2 separate regions of the Homo sapiens genome follow, and region 1 is linked to region 2. Evidence: read pairs that join two places in POLR2A ChIA-PET (ENCODE). Cell type or tissue: IMR-90. All regions are shown on one strand. Links, peaks and the distances in the headings refer to the core of each region. The heading gives the core; the rest is flanking DNA.

The links. Peaks named below come from ENCODE experiments on the same cell type or tissue, not always from the same donor. Only the 100,000 strongest peaks of a DNase experiment are listed, where the experiment ranks them.
Region 1: POLR2A ChIA-PET joins it to region 2 with 13 read pairs; 3 of 35 experiments call an interaction of 5 or more read pairs at or near these places.

The regions. Positions count from the first base shown.
Region 1 is chr5:71,980,166-71,990,176 of GRCh38, forward strand. LOC124901000 (a long non-coding RNA gene) reads left to right here. Exons shown (of 2, transcript XR_007058811.1): 2 at 9,690-9,793. Among named protein-coding and RNA genes, the nearest start is that of MAP1B, 120 kb to the right of the region's middle. In IMR-90, for the core only: no CTCF peak of the experiment used is centred there; no DNase peak of the experiment used is centred there; H3K27me3 peaks cover 514 bases.
Region 2 is chr5:71,860,775-71,870,785 of GRCh38, forward strand. No RefSeq gene overlaps it. Among named protein-coding and RNA genes, the nearest start is that of CARTPT, 150 kb to the left of the region's middle. In IMR-90, for the core only: no CTCF peak of the experiment used is centred there; a DNase peak (open chromatin) is centred at 4,617; H3K27me3 peaks cover 1,625 bases.

The DNA of each region.
Region 1 (10,011 bases), core at 978-8,977, 120 kb after region 2:
GCATATGTTCAGTTCTGTAAGGTACTGCCAATTGTTTCCCAAAGTGTTTGTGATAACTCATACTCCTACTAATAGCATGAAAGTTTTTGTTTCATAACAACAATACTTAACATTGTCTGATCTTTAAAGTTTTGTCAAACTGGAAGTTGTGAAATGGTATCTCACTGTAGTTTTAATTTTCACTTCTGTGAATACAAAAGTTTGATAATTTTTTCGTTGTTTATCAGCCTTAGTATTTTTTTGTGAAATTTTTCATAATTTTTCCCATTTTATTGAATTGGCAATCTCTGTATTATTAATTTGTAGGAATTTTGTATACATTCTAAATACTAAATCTTTGTTTATATTAGTTGCAAATATCTTGTCACAATTTGTGGCTTGTCTTCATTGTCTTTATAGTGTTTTTTAGAAAAAAAATTTTCAATTTTCATATATTGTTTTATCAATCTTCTCCTTTATGGATTATACTTTGTATATTTATATTTTTAAATTTTTATTTTTAATTGACAAATAACAATTATATGTACTTATGAGGTACAATGTGATGTTTTGATATGCTTACAATGTGGATTGATTAAATCAGGACAATTAACAAATCCATCGCTACATACTTATCACTTTTTGTGGTGAAAACATTTAAAATCTCTTTTAGCAATTTTGAAATACACAATGCATTATTATTTATCATAGTCACGATTCTGTTTAATAGATCACTAAAGCTTATTCCTCTTGTCTGACTGAAACTGTTGTTCATCACATTTAAGATGTTGAAAAGGAGTAGTAAAAGCAGATATTTTTCGATGTTTCCTGATCTCAAGCATTTTTACCATTAAGTATGTTGTTTACTGTTACTTTTCTTTCACTTATCATGTTAAGGAAATTTCTTTTTATTCTAAGTTTCATAAGAGTTATATTTTTGTTAAATCCGAAAGAATGATATATTTTATCAAATGCTCTTTCTGCGTCTCTTCTGTCGACCATGTGTTTACTCTTATAATTTATGACTATGATAGATTGTACTTACTAACTTTTAAAGGTTCAACCAGCCTTACATTCTTAGGATATACCCAATTTGATCTTGACGTTTCATCTGTCTTTACACATCGCTGAATTCATTTTGTTAATATTTTGTTTAGGATTCTTGCATCTACTTTTTAAGTGAGAATGGCCTGATATCTGCCTTTTTATTCTTATCTGAATATGTTATGATGGATATTCTGGATTCATAGAATGATTTGGAATATGTCCTCTTTTTATTGTTTTTTTTTTACAGCTTTATAGAGGTATAATCTATATAAAGCTAACATCCCCCTTTTTTTGCCAGAAGACAATGAAGAAAACATCTACCTTTTTTTAAGCGTACAGTTTGATGTGTTTTGGAAAAATGTATGCCTTATGCAGCTATCACCATGAGTTTTACAATACTATTATCACTCTGAAAAATTGTGGACAATTACAGTTGGATCTTTTTTAAAAAATCCAGTGTATCAATCTATGTCTTTTGATTAAAGTATTTAGTGCAGTCACATTTAGTGTAATAATTGATATGTTTGGATTTGTTTATGACTTTTTGCTATTTTATATTTGTCTAATCTCTCATTTTTCTTCCATAACTGCTTTATTTCTTACTTTGCACTACATAAATATCTTTTATTGTACTATTTTAACTCCTCTATTAACTTTTAGCTATATTTCTTTGAATTATTTTTGGTGATTATTCTGGGGATTAATATATGTGTCTTTATTTTATTATAGTCTACTTTAAGTAGCCTTATTTTCAATAAGAGATAATATGTTTGCCCCAATATAGCTTCATTACATTCCTCTTCTTTGTAATATTATTGTCATATATGTTTTCCCTTCAGCCTGAAGGACCTCCTTCAACATTTCTCATAGTGCATGTCTGCCAGGATTGATTTCCTCACATTTTGTTTATCTTGAAATTTTCTTATTTTGCTTTCATTTTGAGGAATAACTTTATTGACTATAAAATTCTTAGTTTACAGTATTTTTTCTTTATGCACTTTGAAAATGTTTGTGCAACGTATTTTGACGTCCATTTTGTATGGCAAGAAGCCAGCCATTAATTGCATCATTGTTCCCCTATATGAAATGGTCATTTTTCTTGTTGCTTTGAAGATTTTTCTCATTAGCTTTCAGTAATTTGAATATGATGCATCTAGATATGGTTTTCTTTGTGTCTATACTACTGGGATACATTGAGCATCTTGGACCTGGAAGTTAATGTTTTCACCAAGCTTGGGAAACTTTGTGTTATTATTTCTTCATATACTTTCCTGCTTCTTTCTCTCTGTTCTTCTGGAACTCCATTTAGACATATGATAAAATGGTTCATATTTCCCAGTAGATCTCTCAGTCTCTTCATTTTTCTTCCATCTTTTTTCACTGTGTTCTATGTTCAAGGTCACTGATCCTTTCCTCTGCTATCTCAAATCTGCTATTGAGGCCATTTAGTAAATTTTCTTTATTTTAGTTAGTGTATCTTTCAGTTTTAGAATTTCCATTTGATTCATTTTTATAGTTTTCATGTATCTGTTAGGGTCCCTATGTGTTCACTCATTATTAGTATATTTTCCTTTATTTTAAAGATATAATTTATTTTAATTTGTTGAATATATTTATAGTAGCTACTTTCATATCTTTGTATGCTAAATTCAACATCTGTGCCTGCTTAGAATCAGTTTCTATTGACTTCCTTTTTTCGTGAGTATGAGTAACACTTTCCTATTCTTTGCCTGTCTAGTAATTTTTGGTTAAAACCTGGGTATTGTAGGTAATACACAATAGCAATTCTGGATTTGGGGTCTTGGGGGGGTAATTGTTTTCTTGTTTGTTTGTTTTAATGGGCAATTTAATTTTCTGGACTAAAGCTTCAAAATCTGTCTCCTTTATGGTGTGAAGTTGCTGATGTCTCTGCTCAGATTGGCTTTTAAAAAACACCTGGCCCCTTGGGGCTCTCTCCTGTGCTTGCATAGTTTAGTGGTCAGCCAGCAATTAGTGCTGAGGGTGTGTTCAGACACATCAAGTCAGTAAGACTTCCACCTTCTGACCTCAAGAAAATTCGGACTTTCACTTTCCTCCTCTGCACACTTGTAATGGTGTAGTTTAGCAGTCAGAATGAGGGTGTGTAGAGAGTTTATTATTTCAGCTCTTCCATGACTCTTTTGCCTCCAAAATGTCCCCCTTAAATTTCTAGCAGTTTTCCACTAATCCTGAACCAAACCTGCCACTTCTTGCAAATAAAGCTGCAGGGTTTCCCTGCAGAGCTATAGGGGATAGGGAAACCCCACACGAGAAGGCTCAAATTCACTGTTCTATGGAACAATCTTTTTGTTCTGCCATTCTTAGAACTAAAGTCTTAGATATGCTTTTCCTGATATAGCCTTCATATGCTATTCCCATACTTTTCTGTGGGTCTATAAACAGGAAACATTTTTTTCTACTCGGGAATTGTTGGACAAGCTCTTGGAGGTTTTCTTCATGCTTCATACATAAGTATACATCTGCTGGACATTCACAAAACATAGTTTGTGAGTCCTAGGGACTTAGACTGTGACTCCTCCCAGTACTCTGGCAGGTTCTTGAGGCTTAAGCCACAGCTTCTTCTAGTTATCCTGCACCTCCGAGTAAATTTTGGCAAGAATTCCAAGACATGGCCAATAAGAAGCACCAAGAGAAGTTTGTGTCAGAAAAGAATGAGAAGGCAGCCAATTAGAAGGACCTTTGAGGGATGGTCCAAGCACAAGTTTATGAAGAGCTCAAGACCAGAGTATCTACTTGGTCCTCCAAGAATTGGTCCTGCTCTGGAGGCTTGGATCCTACATTCTTCAGATGGCCTGGGAAGCACAACGTTTTTCCTCTTAGTGGTCCTTGTCTTTTCTTTCTCTTTTATAATTGTCAAAAAGTGTTTGTGTAAGTTTAGAATCATATATTCTTTGAATTTTTGTAGGCCTAATTTTTTTTTTTTTTTTTTTTTTTGAGACAGAGTCTCACTCTTTCGCCCAGGCCGGACTGCAGTGGTGCTATCTCTATCTCGGCTCACTGCAAGCTCTGCCTCCAGGGTTCACGCCTTTCTCCTGCCTCAGCCTCCCAAGTAGCTGGGACTACAGGTGCCCATTGCTGCGCCTGGCTAATTTTTTCTATTTTTAGAAGAGACGGGGTTTCACTGTGTTGGCCAGGATGGTCTCGATCTCCTGACCTCGTGATCCGCCCGCCTCAGCCTCCCAAAGTGCTGGGATTACAGGCATGAGCCACCGTGCCCGGCCAGGCCTAAGTTTTAAAGTCACCCAGGCTTGTGGTTTTCTTTGTGCAAATATTTCTGTCTATGATTTAATGTTATATTTATTTATAGTTAGAGGACATTTCAGGTGTCATATTTTATTGTGTGCATTTTGGATATGTTGTATTTTTCTATGATTTTAAAGTTTCATTTATGTTTTCTAGTGTATTAGTTAAAAATTATTTCTAGTATCTTGTATTTATTTGTTCAATTTCTATATCATCTGTAAATTGTCCCATTTACAGCATAGGCCCATTTACCAAGGCCATTATGAAGACACTAGTGAGACATGCATTGCTGAGACATTCAGTGGTCTCTCCTGTGTAGGCCAGGATGATGGTAGGAAACATAGTCACTGAATTGGCTCCTTAACATCCATCATAATCAACAGAACCCCAAAGTTAGAGAGGCCAATTGTGACACTTAACTCCCAGAAGCCAGGGGGCCACAGTTAATTATATTAACTGGCAAGGTTGGAAAGACAGTCAAGAGGTCTTGATCTGTAGGGAGTTATGGACACGGTGAATAGAATATGGGGTATCTTAGGGCAAGCTACCATAGGGTGGTACTTAACATTAACAACAAGAAGAAGGCAAGGCAGGCCTCCCAAAGTGCTGGGATTATAGGGGTGAGCCACCATGCCCACCCACGTGGATCACGAGGTCAGGAGATTGAGACCATCCTGGCCAACATGGTGAAACCCTGTCTCTACTAAAATACAAAAAAATTAGCCAGGCATGGTGGCACATGCCTGTAGTCCCAGCTACTCAGGAGGCTGAGGCAGGGGAATCGCTTGAACCTGGGAGGCGGAGGTTGCAGTGAGCTGAGATCGCACCACTGCACTCCAGCCTGGTGATAAAGCAAGACTCCATCTAAAAAAAAAAAAAAAAAAAAAAAAGAAGGCAGGAATGGAGGAGCAGAAGCTTGAGTGCAGTTATCCCAATAAAAGTCAAGAACAAGGTTCCCAGAAGGAAATCTCCAGTAAGCACAAAATTAATAATTTCTCTATTCCTTGGTCAAAGGGACCTGCAGTCACTTACTTAGGTGAATGTACACTGGGGAAAGAGGACTACCCAGGCATTTCAAATACAATTAGATACAGGGTTGGAGTAGCTGTTGATACCTAAAAACACCATTTCATCATGGCCCACCCAGTAGAGTAGGGGCTAGCAGGAGCCAGGTAATATATGAAATCCTGACAAAAATATTGCTTACAATGGGTCAACTGAGTTTGTGGACCCACTCAGTCGTCATCTTCCCCAGTTCCTGTGTGCATAATTGGTATCAATATACCTGGCATTGGATCCTCAGCCTATGAGATAAGAGCTGTCATTGTGGGGCCAAATGGAAACTTCTGAAACTGCCTCTCCTGGCCAAAATAGTAAATTTAAAAATACCTATCACATTTCACAAGGAGATGGCAAAGAATAATGCTACCATTGAAGCTTTAAAATATGCAGAGGTGGCAGTCTTTATTATATATCCATTAATTAGTCTGGGCCCTGCAGAAACCAGATTAATCTTGGAAAATGAAAGCAGACTACTGCAAGCTCAAATAAATAGGCACCTTAATTGTAGTTGCTGTACTATACTTGGGTGCCCTTGCTAGAGCAGATTGATAAATAAGGCCTCAGACACATGGTATAAGGCTAATGCTTTTGTGAATGTGTTCTTTTCTTTTCTGATCAGAAAAGAAGTTTAGAAATAGTTCATGTTTATTTGGAACAGACAATGAATATTCATTTATAGTTTTGCCCTAGGGCTGTTAATTTTCCTGCCCTCTGTCGTAATACATTCCAAAGAGATCTAGACTGTCTGAATATCTTGTAAAACATCACATTATCCCATTACATCATGCTGATTGAGACAAATGAGCAACAGGAGGTACTATATTGAAGTCCATTTAAGACTCATGGGCTCCAGACATTGGGAGAAAAACTCTATGATGATTCAAGAACCCGCTACTTTAGTAAAGTTTTTAGGGGTGTGGTGGTCTGAGATGTGCTAAGACATCTCCACCAAAGTAAAAGAAAAATGATTGCATCTTTCATCCCTTACCACTAAGACGGAAGCACAGTGCCTGGCAGACCACTTTTTTAGGTTCTAGAGACAACACATTCTGCACGCAGGAATATTGTCCTGGCCTATGTGCCTGGTGACACAGGAGGCTGCCACCTCTGTATGTCACCCAGTGTAGGAAAGAGCTCTGCAGCAGATCCAGGCTGTGGTGCAAGCAACCCTGCTATCTTAGGCAGTTCATGCTGCTATAACAAATTACCATAGACTGGGTGGTTTAAGCAGCACATATTTAATTCTCGAAGTTCTAGAGGCTGGCAAATCCAAGCTTTAGCACCAGTAGATCTGGTGTCTGATAAGGGCCTCTTCTTAGTTTGCAGATGACTGTTCTTCTCGTTGTATCCTTACATAACAGAGAGAAGAGAGTGAGAGAAAGCTCCAGTTTCTCTTTTTTATAAGGGCACTCATCCCATTTATCAGGACTCTACTACTCTCATGACCTAATTACCTTCCAAAGACCCCATCTCCTAATATTATCACATTGAGGTTTAGGATTTCAACATATGAATTCTAGGTGAGGAGACACAAATATTCAACCCATAACACGTACCCCTCAGGCCATATAACACCTGTTAGAGGCTATGGTGTTGGCGGTATCAGTGGTGGGAAGAGATGCAGTGTGAAATTTCTGGCAAGGCTGTGTGGGTGGATCACAGCACGGGCCTTTGGAGTTCTGGAGCAAGGTCATGCCATGTGTAGCAGAGAATTATGTCTCTGGAAAAATGGCTCTTGGCATGATACTGGGCCCTGGCGGAGATAGAATGCTTGATTATTTGGAACACAATGGCCCTGCACCTGGAACTATCCATTCTGATCTGGGGTCTATCAAAACTGTCAAATCACCAAGTTGGACCAGACCAGGAGTGGTCTGTTGTAAGATGGAAATGTTACAGGATTAAGCCTATGTAGGACCAGAGGGCGCAAACTAACTGCATGAGTAGGTTATCCACACTTCCATGTCGCTCGCTAAGGTCGCACCAGTACCCATCTCCCAGCTCACACCTATGGCTGCAGGGGGCTGTCACATGATCAGCTGAGGCAGGAGGAAAAAGCCTGAACCTGGTGTATAGCTAGGTTGACTTGGTAAGAGGAAGTAAGCTGGAAACAGATGGTGCTGCATTACATCCATATTCAGGGCTGACTTGAAACTCAGTGAAAAGGAATATATTCCCAGGCGTGGAGCTGCAACCTGTGGTCATTCACTTTGAGTGTAAGGAGAAGTAGCCCAATGTAAAATTCATTTATAGATTCCTGGGTAATGTCTGATGACCTGGTTAGACGGTCAGAGATCCAGAAGGAAAAAACTGGAAGATCAGAAACAAGGCTGTGTGGGGTAGAGGCTTGTGGATGGACACATGGGAGTGGGAACAATGTGTGATTTTTCTATCACACTTTAACACCCACCAGAAAGCATTCAACAGAAGAATCATTGAATAATAAAGTAAACAAAATGAGTCAGTTAGTTGACATTAGCCAGCCCTCATCATAGCCACCCCAGAACTGGAATCATGGGCTTGTAAATATAGTTGCTGTGGTGGCAGAGATGGAGGCATCTGTTCAGGGAACCCATTTCACCACAACAAATTTGTGGGAATGGACCCTTGACCATAGAATCCACTGGTTGTATCATATACTACACCATACAGTGTACAGTATTCAGTGCAGGCAGCCTCATAGAACACAGGAATGGCCTACAGACAGCACAGCTGAAAACACAGCATGAGCTCTCACTTGCAAAGGCCAATCTAACTCTTGCTCCTTCTGAAAGTACAAACAGACAGCAGCCACCAATGTTTAGCCTTCAACATTGTGCCGTTCGCAGAGTAGACCAACTAGCCACTAGTGGCAAATTAAACACTTTAGGATCCCTCCATCTTAGAAGGCCTAGTAGCTTTCCTCACAGGGATACCTATTCTGGTTTGGATTTGCCTTACCTGTCTGCATAACTTCAGCCAGTCCCATGATTCAGGGCTTACAGAATGCCTGACATGCAGGTATGAAAATCCATACAATGCAGCTATCCAAGCAACCCCCTTCATAGCAAAGGATTTGTGGGAATGGGTTCTTGATCATGTAATCCATGAGTTGTGTCGTTGTATCACATATTGCACTATACATTGACAATCAGTCTCATAGAACACGGGAAAGATCTGCTGAAAGCAGAACTGAAGCATCAGTTTAGAGCCAACGCTCTGTAACGAAAGGTGCCATTCCTTAAGATGCAGTATATATACTAAATCAGAGACCTCTATGTAGTGCTTGTTCCCAACAGGAAGAATACATGTGTCTGGGAATCAAGGGGTGGAAGCAGGAGTGGCTCTACTTGACATTACACTCGATGATCCATTGATGAACTTCATATTTTTCATTCCCACAACTCTGAACACTGCAAAGTCAGAGGCCCAGGGGGTGTACTTTTGCCAGGATGCAGAGCAAATATCCCATTGACTACAAGCTATGCCTGTTGTTAGGGTCCATTGATCACTTGGTGTCCAAGGTCCAGCAGGAAAAAAAGAGGAATTTCCATCTTGGAAGGGACAGCTGACCCTGATCAGCAGTAAAAGGTTGGGCTGTTCTTACACAATGGGGGCTGAGAAAAATGCATGTGACAGTCAGCTGATGTACTTAGGCAGCTCCTGGTATTCTCTTGTCCAGTTTTCACTGTGAATGGATATATGCAGTGAACCTGGCTTGAGACATCTCAAACCCCTCGATGATGAAGTTTTGGGTCATACCAACCAATAAAGTAGCAAGATTTGCAAAACAGCTGAAGATAATGAAAATTTAGAATGGATAGTGAAGAAGGGAGAAGATATATATCAGTTGCAGCTTCATGACCAACTGCAGCAGCAGGGGCTGTCATTATCCTACTAATATCTCTCTTCTAAGATTTTTCTGAAGGAAAGAAGCCCATAGGAACCCTGAAGGAGTTGCTCCTTGAACATACACGGAAAGGAGATCTATGTGGCACAAAGGGTAGTATGTGACAGCCATGGAGGCAGGCTGTTCAGACTCCTTCAAGAGAGCCAGGTGTGGGAAGCATAGCTGACTGAGAATTTCTAGCTATTGCCCCTTTGTATCTACCATAGTTTTCATGCCTATGCCATGCTTTCCCTGGCTGCTGCCAGCCAATGACTGATATCATGGAGAGTACTACAGGCGGTCTCCATTTTGGCCCAATGCCAGACATATCCAGTAGGCAACATTTGTTCAGGAATACCTACCTCTTCAGCCTGATCTAGGCTTTCTTAGAACTCTGTAGCAATTTGAGACTCAACTTACATAATTATTTCTTTCCTGCCTCCTGTTACAGGTGTCAAACCTACATTGCAGCCTGAAGGATGTCTTCACTTCCTCCTGCTCCTTCGCCTTGTATCCTTCATAGATTTTTCCCGCAATAAAACTTTGCATATCTAATATCATCTTGGTGTCTGCTTTTCAGAGAACCCAAACTGGCATTGTTACATGGTCTTCCATTACATGTGAAGTGATATGATATTAAGTCAAGATATACTAGGTTAAGGATACACATTGTATTTCTCACAGCAACCATAACAATATAAAATAAGGATATATAGCTTAAAAGCCTGTAGGTGAGGTAAAATAAAATGATGTTTTAAAACTAAAATACGTTT
Region 2 (10,011 bases), core at 556-8,555:
GAAGAGCCTTGTGTCTCTGCCCACGCAGCCTTGATAACTCTTTGATCCAGATATGGAAGGAATGTGTGAATAAGTGTCTGTGTGTGTGTGTGTGTGTATGTGAAAGTGTGTATTGCAGAGGACACACATTTCTTTTCTCTTATGAACAATGTGCTATTGATCTGCATTATTTTCTTATTGCCTTTGTAGGCGTTGGCCCATTTCTTGGGTAAATCACTGGGGAGGCTTGAAAGCACAGAGGTGGAGACTTAAGACAATGCACTCTGTAGCCATGCTCTCTGGATTTGAATCCCAGATTTGCCTCTTAGTAACCCTATGACCTTGGTAAGTCACTTAACTTCCCTTGCCTCAGTGTCCTACACTGTGAGATGGGGATAATAATCGAATCCACTCCATAGTTTTGTTGTGAGGAGTAAATGAATGAATTCATGTAAAGCGCTTGGCACATGATCATGGCTCATGTTCACTCTTCTATTGTTGCTTTTCACAGGGCAGTGACTCAAATACTAAACATCTCTTTCTGAAGAATTATTGTTACATATCATAAGGTGTGGAAGAAAGAGAGAGAAAGAAATTAATACCACCACAGCTTGTGTTTCAGCAGAGTAATAGTATTCAACAGATGGGACTGGAGAAATCAAAAATGATCAAATCAGGGGGACATGCTTTCCCAAATGCTAGGACAGATTTTGCCCTGAGTCTCATGAGTAAGGTCACATTACAGTAGACAACTGGGCTTCTGGGATCAGTGGGGCTGGGCAGCAGCAGCTCTGTGGGGTTGGGGAGGGCTTGATTGATCTTGAGGTTATACTAAGGCCGAGAGGTTTCCTTCCTGGAGTTGGGGCTGGCTGGCAGGACCCACTTTGGTCTCCTGATATCTTCTCTTGCTCATAGTTCTGCTTCTAGCCTGGTGCTTGTGTTTCTAAGGTTGGTAACTATTTTCCTTTTGCAAGCTGACTTGTATGAGAAGGATCATCCTTCAGACTGGGTTTTATCTTAAGTGGTATTCCCAAAGAGGCTGGAATTGGTGCTGAGATAAGGTTTGGGCTTGGAGTAGTAATGCAGGAGGCTCATGCATGTGTATGCACACATGTACATGTGTGTGTACGCACATGTGTGTGCATGTGTGTGCATGAGTGTGCATGTGTGTGTACATGCACAATGTGTATATGGAGCTATGGGATGGTTGGATGGACAAATGGATGAAATGGTATTTATCCAGACAGAGAAGCATCCAGGGAAATGAACCTCCTTTAGCTCCCCAATCCTTATTACATTGCTCTTTCCTGTATGTGAAGTTCATGAATATCCACTGAAATTTCTGGAAACACAGGCCTAGATCATGGATTATTATTCCCAATCTTTGTGTTGTAACCTTTAAAATGGAGTACAGGTCCCTGCTCAGTGCTTAGGCTGTTTGGAGAATGAGATCAGTTTTTATAATTATTTTACCAGATGGGAAGAACTCCTGGACTTTCTCAGAGCCTAGAGGCTCTTGATGACCATAACATGTCTTTCCCCGTGGTGGATTATCTGGCATCACCCCTGTTCTGCTTCCCCAGCTGTCTGCTTCCCTGGAGCCTGGGCTGGCAAGAGGCAATTACTAGAAAAGGGTCAGAGGTGTGGGGTGAGTGTGAGTGAAGTTGAATGACTCTGTGTAGGCAGGGAGAACTTTCAAGAGCTAGAGGGAGATGACTTTTGGATGGACTCTTAAATTTTGTTTTCTTTTCTCTTCCTGTTTATGAGGAATAAAAATTAATGGTATAATCTCATTATGTAAAGTTGAGAGCTGGAGAGGGCAGGGTTAATTTTCAGTTTTGACCTTGGAACTTCAAAAGGAGGGAAGAGAGGAGGGAAGAGAGAGAGACAGAGAGAGAGAGAGAGAGAGAGAGAGAGAGAAACAGAAACAGACCATCTTCTTTATACATCCTGGGTTCAGAACCCTTGGGCGCAACCTGTGTTCTGCTTGTTTGGCTGTATGGGATGGAGAGTTAAGAATGGAGCTCAGCCCTGAGTCCTGTGCCAGTTGAGCTTCACAGGTGACTCTTGGCAGCCAGTCTGAGTCATTTGCATTTTCACAGCCAAAGGGCTGCTCACAAGATGTTCTGTGCAGATATTTAAGTTGCTGGATTCCAAAGCATCCCCAGGGCACTCCTGGCCCCTCCTCTTCCATATGGCCATGCAGCCAACTTCACATTTCTTAATTTATGAAGATGGCATTCTTGGGGATTAGATGCTTTTTGGAGTTATAGTAATAACAACATCAAGGCCAGTTCTTTGCCTTCTTTCCTTCCTCCCTCCCTTGCTTCCCTATCTCTCCCTGTTCCTTTCCTCCTTCCATCCTTCCTTCTTTTCTTCCCTCCCTCCCTCGTTTACACCCTCCCTTCCTCCTTTCTTCCTTCCTCTTCCTTCCCTCCCTCTTTCCCCCCTCCCTCCCTCTCTCCTTTCCTCCTTCCCTCCTTCCCTCTGTTGTTTCTTCCTTCTGTCAAGCTTTTGAAATATTTCAGTTTCTGGAAGCAAGACAGAGCTCAGTGGCCAGGAAGAGCACAGCCCCTGGGCCAGTCTTGCTGTTCCACTACCAGATGCAGAAGGAGGTGTTCTGGAATGACAAACTTTTCATGTTAAAGTAATGCAATTGTCAGGAACATCTGTATGTTAGTTTTCTATTGTGGCTATCATAAATCACCACAAATTTCATGGCTTAAAACAACACACATTTATTGTGTCACAGTTGTGTAGGTCAGAAGCTGGGGTATAGCATGGCTCAACTGAGTCCTCTGCCTAGCGTCTCCCTGGTGTTGGCAGGGCTGAGTTTCTTCCTGGAAGCTCTGGGAATGACTCTGTTTCCAGGCTCATTCAGGTGGTTGGCTGAGTTCAGTTCCTTGTGGTTGTAGGACTGAGGTCCCTATTTCCTTGGTGGCTGTTGGCTGGGGACTGGTCATTCTCTGGAAGCTCATGCTTTCCACGTGGCCTCCTCCAGCAATGGGGAGTCAAGTCTCTCTCACACTTTGACTCTCTCAGGCTTTTCCTTTTTGACACATCTCTCCAACTTCCAGCCAGAGAAACTTCACTGCTTCTAGGAGCTCATGGTTAGATTGGCCCAACATGGATAATCCAGGATCATCTCCCTGTTTTAAGGTCACTGGTTAACAACCTTAATTCCACCTTCAAAGTCCCTTTTGTAATTAATGTGACATATTTATAGGTTCCAATAATTAGGATGTGGTATTTTTGGGAGGAGTATTATTTGGCCTAACACACCCTATAAATAATTTATTGATAGTGTTGGCCACCTGAGGGTAACTAACTGCTGCAACCTTTGTCAGGGGATCTGCCTAGCATTTCCACTAGATTTTGGGCAGGGCCAAAGAGAGAAAGTGAAGGAACCTGAAGCTAGAGGCAGGGGTTGAACGTAAGACACTTTCATCCTCCAAAGGGAAGCACAGGCCTCTTCTGATCTCCGAACTTTTAATCTGGACTAGGTTTGTGGAGATGAGAATCCATCTCCTCATTCAGGATGGAGCCATGGAGGCCTGGAGGGGTGATGGACTTAGCCAAGGTCAGAGGCCACACCAGAGCTGGAGATTACTGGGGAAGTTTCAGAGCTGAAAGAAGCCACTGTAAAGCCTGATCAGGATTTTTCAGAACATGGACACATCTCTCAGATCTTTGGTCTTTTTAGCACTTAACCTCTGTATTAGTTTGTTCTTACATTGCTAATAAAGACATATCTGAGACTGGGTAATTAGGAAAGAGGTTTAATTGACTCACAATTCCACATGGCTGGGAAGCCTCACAATCGTGGTGGAAGGCAAATGAGGAGCAAAGTCATGTCTTACATGCGGCAGGCAAGAGAGAGTGTGCAGGGGAACTCCACTTTATAAAGCCATCAGATCCCATGAGACTTATTCACTATCATGAGAACAGCACGGGAAAGACCTGCCCCCATGATTCAATTACTTCTCACTGGGTCCCTCCCACGACATGTGGAAATTATGGGAGCTACAATTCAAGATGAGATTTGGGTGGGGACACAGCCAAACCATATCAACCTCCAAAGCCAGGTGGATCAGCCAGACTGCACAGCTTTGAAAAAATAAATGACTATGGATTTCTTGGCTTTAGAAAATACAAATCAATTAACATTATGGGTTGGGACATATATGAATATGATGATGGTCTTTCTGCAGCCTGAGGAAAGTTGGTCTTGATGGCCAGCAAGACACACTCCTAATACTTACAATTCTTACAATTTCTTCTTAGGAGTTCTGGGTGTCCTGGTGGCCAGATCTTTTAGTCCCTCCTTGGCATAGCCACGACCCTCCATGTTGATGGATAGACATGGAGCCCACTGTATCAACTGTTTTGACACCTCTGGGAGAGGACACTTGGAGAGGAATCCCTCCCTTGTACTCACTCCTCTCTGAGAGAAGGCAGGGCTCCTACAGGCCAGCGGCTCTATTTTAAATCTGCAGGCAGCAAGCACGTTCTATAGGAGATCGGCTCCTTGTTCAGGGGTTTCATTCTCTTGCCAACTCTGCTCATTCTGGTCTCCTCTTTGTCATCGCCTAGAGGCATCCATCTCCTGGAGGTTTACATAAGACAGAGCAAAGTGCTCTCCTGGCTAAGAATATATCCACCCCCTTCCCTGGGCGATGTGCCTGGGAGGTGAGGAAACTGACTCACTGCATCTCTGACTCTATGAAAAGACAAATACATGAAAAAAAAACTACTAGATTAATGACAGGGGGAGAAAAACCCGAATATTTTTAGCACATGAGGGCAGAGTTAGCTGCTATGAAGTCCTAGAGGATGGAAATTTTAATTTAAGAGCTCTTTGTCTTGAATGTTTTAATTAGCAGTAGGGAGCTTTCAAATGGCAATTATGGCACAGAGAGGGTGGGGGACTCTGAAATAGGAAAATGCCCAGTGATAATCTGATCAGCAGCAGTGCAGACTGGTTAGGGGATCTGTCTGTGAAATCCAGGCATGACTGGTTTTCTTACAAACCAAAAACTTTGTGTGATTCCCAGGGTGTGCCTCTGCCAATGCATGTGAAATCCTGGGTCAATAGTCCTGCACCACTTCTGCCTGAGTAGAAAGAAGCACTGAAACTTGGGCTGCAATTGAACTGTGGATATGTGGTAGCCCATGAGAGCACCTGAGTCTTCCATGAGGATCTGAGGCTCCTGTTGCCATCTTGCCCCTGGAAGGAAGCATGTCTATTCCCTGGAGTTCATCGCAATGTTCCCTGATAGGCATGGTGACTACGGATTTGGAGATTTCTGTAGGTGGAGCTGCTGCTGCTGTTGCTTTTAGAAAGATCCCAGTCATTGCCCAAGGTGTTTTCCTGCCTGGTAACTAGAGACACAGGTCTAGGGAGGTGTTCATGAATGGCCAGTGTCGCACACTGATGGGGTGGTATGTGCCAGTCAAGGGCTGTAATTTGGGCAATCTGTTTCTAGGGAAAAATATTGCTGGTTGCATATCCAATAGCCATTCTTCCTCTCTTCCTTGCTGATAGAATCAACCTTTTGCTATAGCTGTTTAAGGTTTATTTTCAGGTAATATACATAATAGGATCCCTGGGATCATTGATTTTTGAGCCAGTATTGCCAAAGTGTGTCTCAGCTCCATCATTTTAAAACTAAGTGACCTTTGGCAAGTTATTTACCTTCTCAGTGCCTCAGTTTCCTTGTCTGTAAAATGAATATAACAAAACTGCTTCTCTAACTGGTAGCTTTGAAATGTAAACAAGTTGATGCATGTAAAATGCTTATGTAGTATCTGGAGCATATAAAGTGTTCAATAAATATTAGCGATTCTTCTTCTTCTTCTTTTTTTTTTTTTTTTTGAGACAGAGTCTCACTCTGTTGCCCAGGCTGGAGTGCAGTGGCATGATCTCAGTTCACTGCAACCTCTGCCTCCTGCATTCAAGCGATTCTCCTGCCTCAGCCTCCCAAGAAGCTGGGATTACAGGCACGTGCTGATTTTTGTATTTTTAGTAGAGATAGGGCTTTGCCATGTTGGCCAGGCTGGTCTTAAACTCCTGACCTCAGGTGATCCACCCACCTCAGCCTCCCAAAGTGCTAGGATTACAGGCATGAACCACTGTGCCCAGCCTAGTGATTATTCTTATTGCTACTACACCCCAGTCTGTGTTGCAGCTTGGGTATGAATAGATTACACATTACTGGCCAATTGGACCTGAGAGGAAGACTACTGGGAAACTTCTGGGCCATGCACAAGAGGACATGGACAGTACTCATTTTGGCTGCTGACAGTCAGGTCTCTACGCGATGCTTGAAATTGCAGAAGAAATTGCAGCCCTGGGATAGTTTGACTTTGGATATTTTGTTAATTGTGATAATATATTATCCTCATTGTTCAAGCCTCCTACCACTTACAGTCAAAGCCATCCTAACTGATGTACCTAGTAACGGCAGAGGCCTTGCTAGAGTTACAGTGCATTTAAGCCATGTGTGGCAGTAAATGTATTTGATGGCATTGTTAGGATGGTTCTTTGCTTTAAAATATTTTTAGATGTTTTGGAATTGTAGTACATTTACATAGTAAAGCATTAAAAGAATGAAAAATCTTACAGTGAAAAATCTCCTTTTCACATTGGACATTCATGTGGCCATTCCCCCAGGCCCCAGTAGCCAGTTAACCACTGCTTTTAGTCTTTTACTTACCCTTTCAGAAATTTGGAAAATAAATATGAATTTCCAAATTCAGAAATTTGGAAAATAAATAAAGCTGGTCATGGGGGCTCATGGCTGTAATCCCAGCACCTAGGGAGGCCGAGGCGAGCAGATTGCTTGAGCCCAGGAGTTTGAGACCAGCCTGGGCAACATGGGGAAACCTCACCTCTACAAAAAATACAGGAATTAGCTAGATGTGGTGGTGTGCACCTGTAGTCCCAGCCACTTGGAAGGCTGAGGTGGGAGGATCACTTGAGCCTGGGAGGTCGAGGCTGCAGTGAGCCGTGATTGCACCACTGAACTCCAGCCTGGGTGACAGTGTGACCTTGTCATATATATATGCTTATAATACAAAATATATTTTCCCTCTTTTGTAATGTAAATGTTAGCATGCTCTACACATCATTCTGTACCTTGCTTTTTTCACTTAACATACCTTAGAAGCTTTCCATATCAATATGTAAAGTGCTTTCTTATTTCTTTTTACTGTTACAAAGTACTCCACTGAATTTATTTAACCAGTCCTTTACTGACAAGTATCCAGGTTCCTCCTAATCTTTCGCTGTTGACTGCAATGCTGCAATCAATAAATGGTATACATGTCGTTTTGTAGATATGCAAATATATCTGTAAGGTAAATTCCCCCAAAGTGTAGTTGCTGAATCCAAGAGCACATGCATTTGTAATTTTGATAGCTCTTGCTAAGTGCAACCCTCTGTATGGGCTGTATAAATTTATACTCCCACCAGCAAGGTATGAGAGTGCCTATTTCTCACAGACTTGGCAACAGAAGATGCTATCAAATTTTGGATTTTTGCGAATTTTATGGTGAAATATGGCATCTCAGGTAGTTTCAATTTTCATGCTTCTTGTTATGGGTAAAACAGACCATTAAAAATATGTTTAAGAATAATTTGCATATTCTTTGAATTGTCTGTTTATAACATTTGTCCATTTTTCTAGTGGGTTATTGGTTTATTTCTTATCCATTTTTAGAACTTTCTATATATTAGGGAGATTATTCTATGATCAGTTATAATTATGTTTCCCAGTTTGTCTTTATTATTATTATGGTGAAGTTTACTTTTGTCATGCAAAGGTTTAAACAAATTTTTTATATAGTTGAACTTATCTTTTTTATAATTTTGGATTTGGGGATAGTTAAAAAGCCCTCTATATTCTGAGATTATGAAAAATTATCTCATCTATTCATTTACTACATTTATTGATTTTTTTAATATTAAAGATTCGGTTCATTTGGAATATATCATGGAACACAGAATGATAAATGAGTCCAACATTAATATTTCCCAGATAGCTACCTTGTTGCCCCACCACTATTCAAAAGTTAAGTTTGTCCCACTCCTTTTTCTGTACTTTCTTATTCCATTGCTTCATCTATTCATGAACCAATTCTACCTTGTTTTAATTACTGTGCCCTTTTAGAATATTTTTATATCTGATAATCCCCTTTCATTGATTTTTTTAAAAATCAGAGCTTCCTTTGAAAATCTTCTTTGCTTATTTGCAATATGAACCTTAGGATTTTTTTCTAGCTTAAAAAAAGAGAACTATTTATTAGGTTTATTGAAATTATGCTAAATTTAAAAATCAAATTAGAAATATCAGCATACTCTTGATAAAAGAAAGAAAGCAGCATTGAGTTATCTTGTCAAAATATGTGGTATGTTTTCCCATTAGTTTATGTATTCTGTTGTGTGTCCTGGAATATTTGAAACAGCTTTTTAGGTCCATGTCTTATACATTTATTGTTAAAATTATTCCTAAGAAATAATATCTTTTTTGGTTGTTGTAGTTTTGGCTAATGTAAATGGACTCTTTCTCTCCATTATAATCTTTTTGCTTCTAATTATTGACTTCTTTATATGTTTTCTACCCCATAACATCGCTGAGTTTTCTTATTGCTTTTAGTAGTCTTTTTTTAAAAAGTTGATTTCCTTGGGTTTCCTAGGGAAACAATAATATCATCTGCAAATAGGGTTAGTTTCATCTCTACCTCTCCATTTTTATACCTTAAAGTTCTTCTCTCATATGCATTTTATTGGCCAGAGTGCCAGTAAAAATGGACAAGAATAATAGGAGGACTTGATAAATCCACAACCATAGTGAGCAATTTTAACACCTATTCCTCAGTAACTATTAGAGCAAGCACACAAAAAGTTAGTAAGCAGCATGATTAGCAAACTTGATCTAATTGACATGCATAGAACCCAGCAGTCACAACTCCAGAATGCACATTCTTTTTGAGTACACATAAAACATTGACCAAAATTGATTATATGTTGGGCAATAAGTCAAGTCTCAATAAACTTCAAAGGACTGAAATAATATAGAGTATGTTCATTGACCACAATGAAACTTAGGTAAAAATCAATAACAAAAGGTAACTAGAAAGTTCCTAATTGTTTGAAGTTTAAGCAATATACTTCTGAATAGCCCATGGGTCAAGGAAGAAACTAGCAATGGAAATAAGAAGTTATTTTTACCTGAATGGTAATTAAAATATGACACATTAAAACATGTAATGCAGCTAAAATCATGCATAGGAAGATATTTATAGCCTTAAATGTGCATATTTGGAAAGAAGAAAGGCTGAAAATCAATCACTTCAATTCATCTTAATAAGGGGGCAAATAATAGCAAATTAAGCCCAAGGAATGCAGAAGGAAGAATATACAAAAGTTGAGAGCAGAAATGAATGATATAGGAAAATAATGTATAAGAGAAGGTCAACAAAGCCAAAAGGTAGTTCCTTAAAAAGACTGATAAAATTGATAAACTCTCGGTGAGACCAATCACAAAGAAGGGACCAAATAGCAATATCAGGAATGAAACAGGGGACAAGACAAATATTACAGACATGCAAAAAATAATAAATGGATATAATGAACTACTTTATGCCAATACATTTGACAACTTGGTTAAAATTGATAAATTCCTAGAAAAAAACTTACCAGAAGTGACACAGAAGAAATAAAAGATCTTAATAGTCCTATACATATAAAAGAAATTGGATCTATAAATAAAAACTTTCTATAAAGAAAACTTCAGGTCTAGATGGCTACATCAGCCAAATTCCAAATTATTTTAAAGGAAAAAAATTAACATCAGTCTTACATAAATCTATCTAGGGAATAGAAAGAAGCAAAACTTTCCGACCAACTTCATGACATAAAAACTTGATGAGTTCTTTATAAAAAAGAAAAATTGCAGGTTAATCTCTCTCATATATATAAATGCAAAAATCCTAGGATTAAAAATTCTAATATTAAAAATTAATCCAATG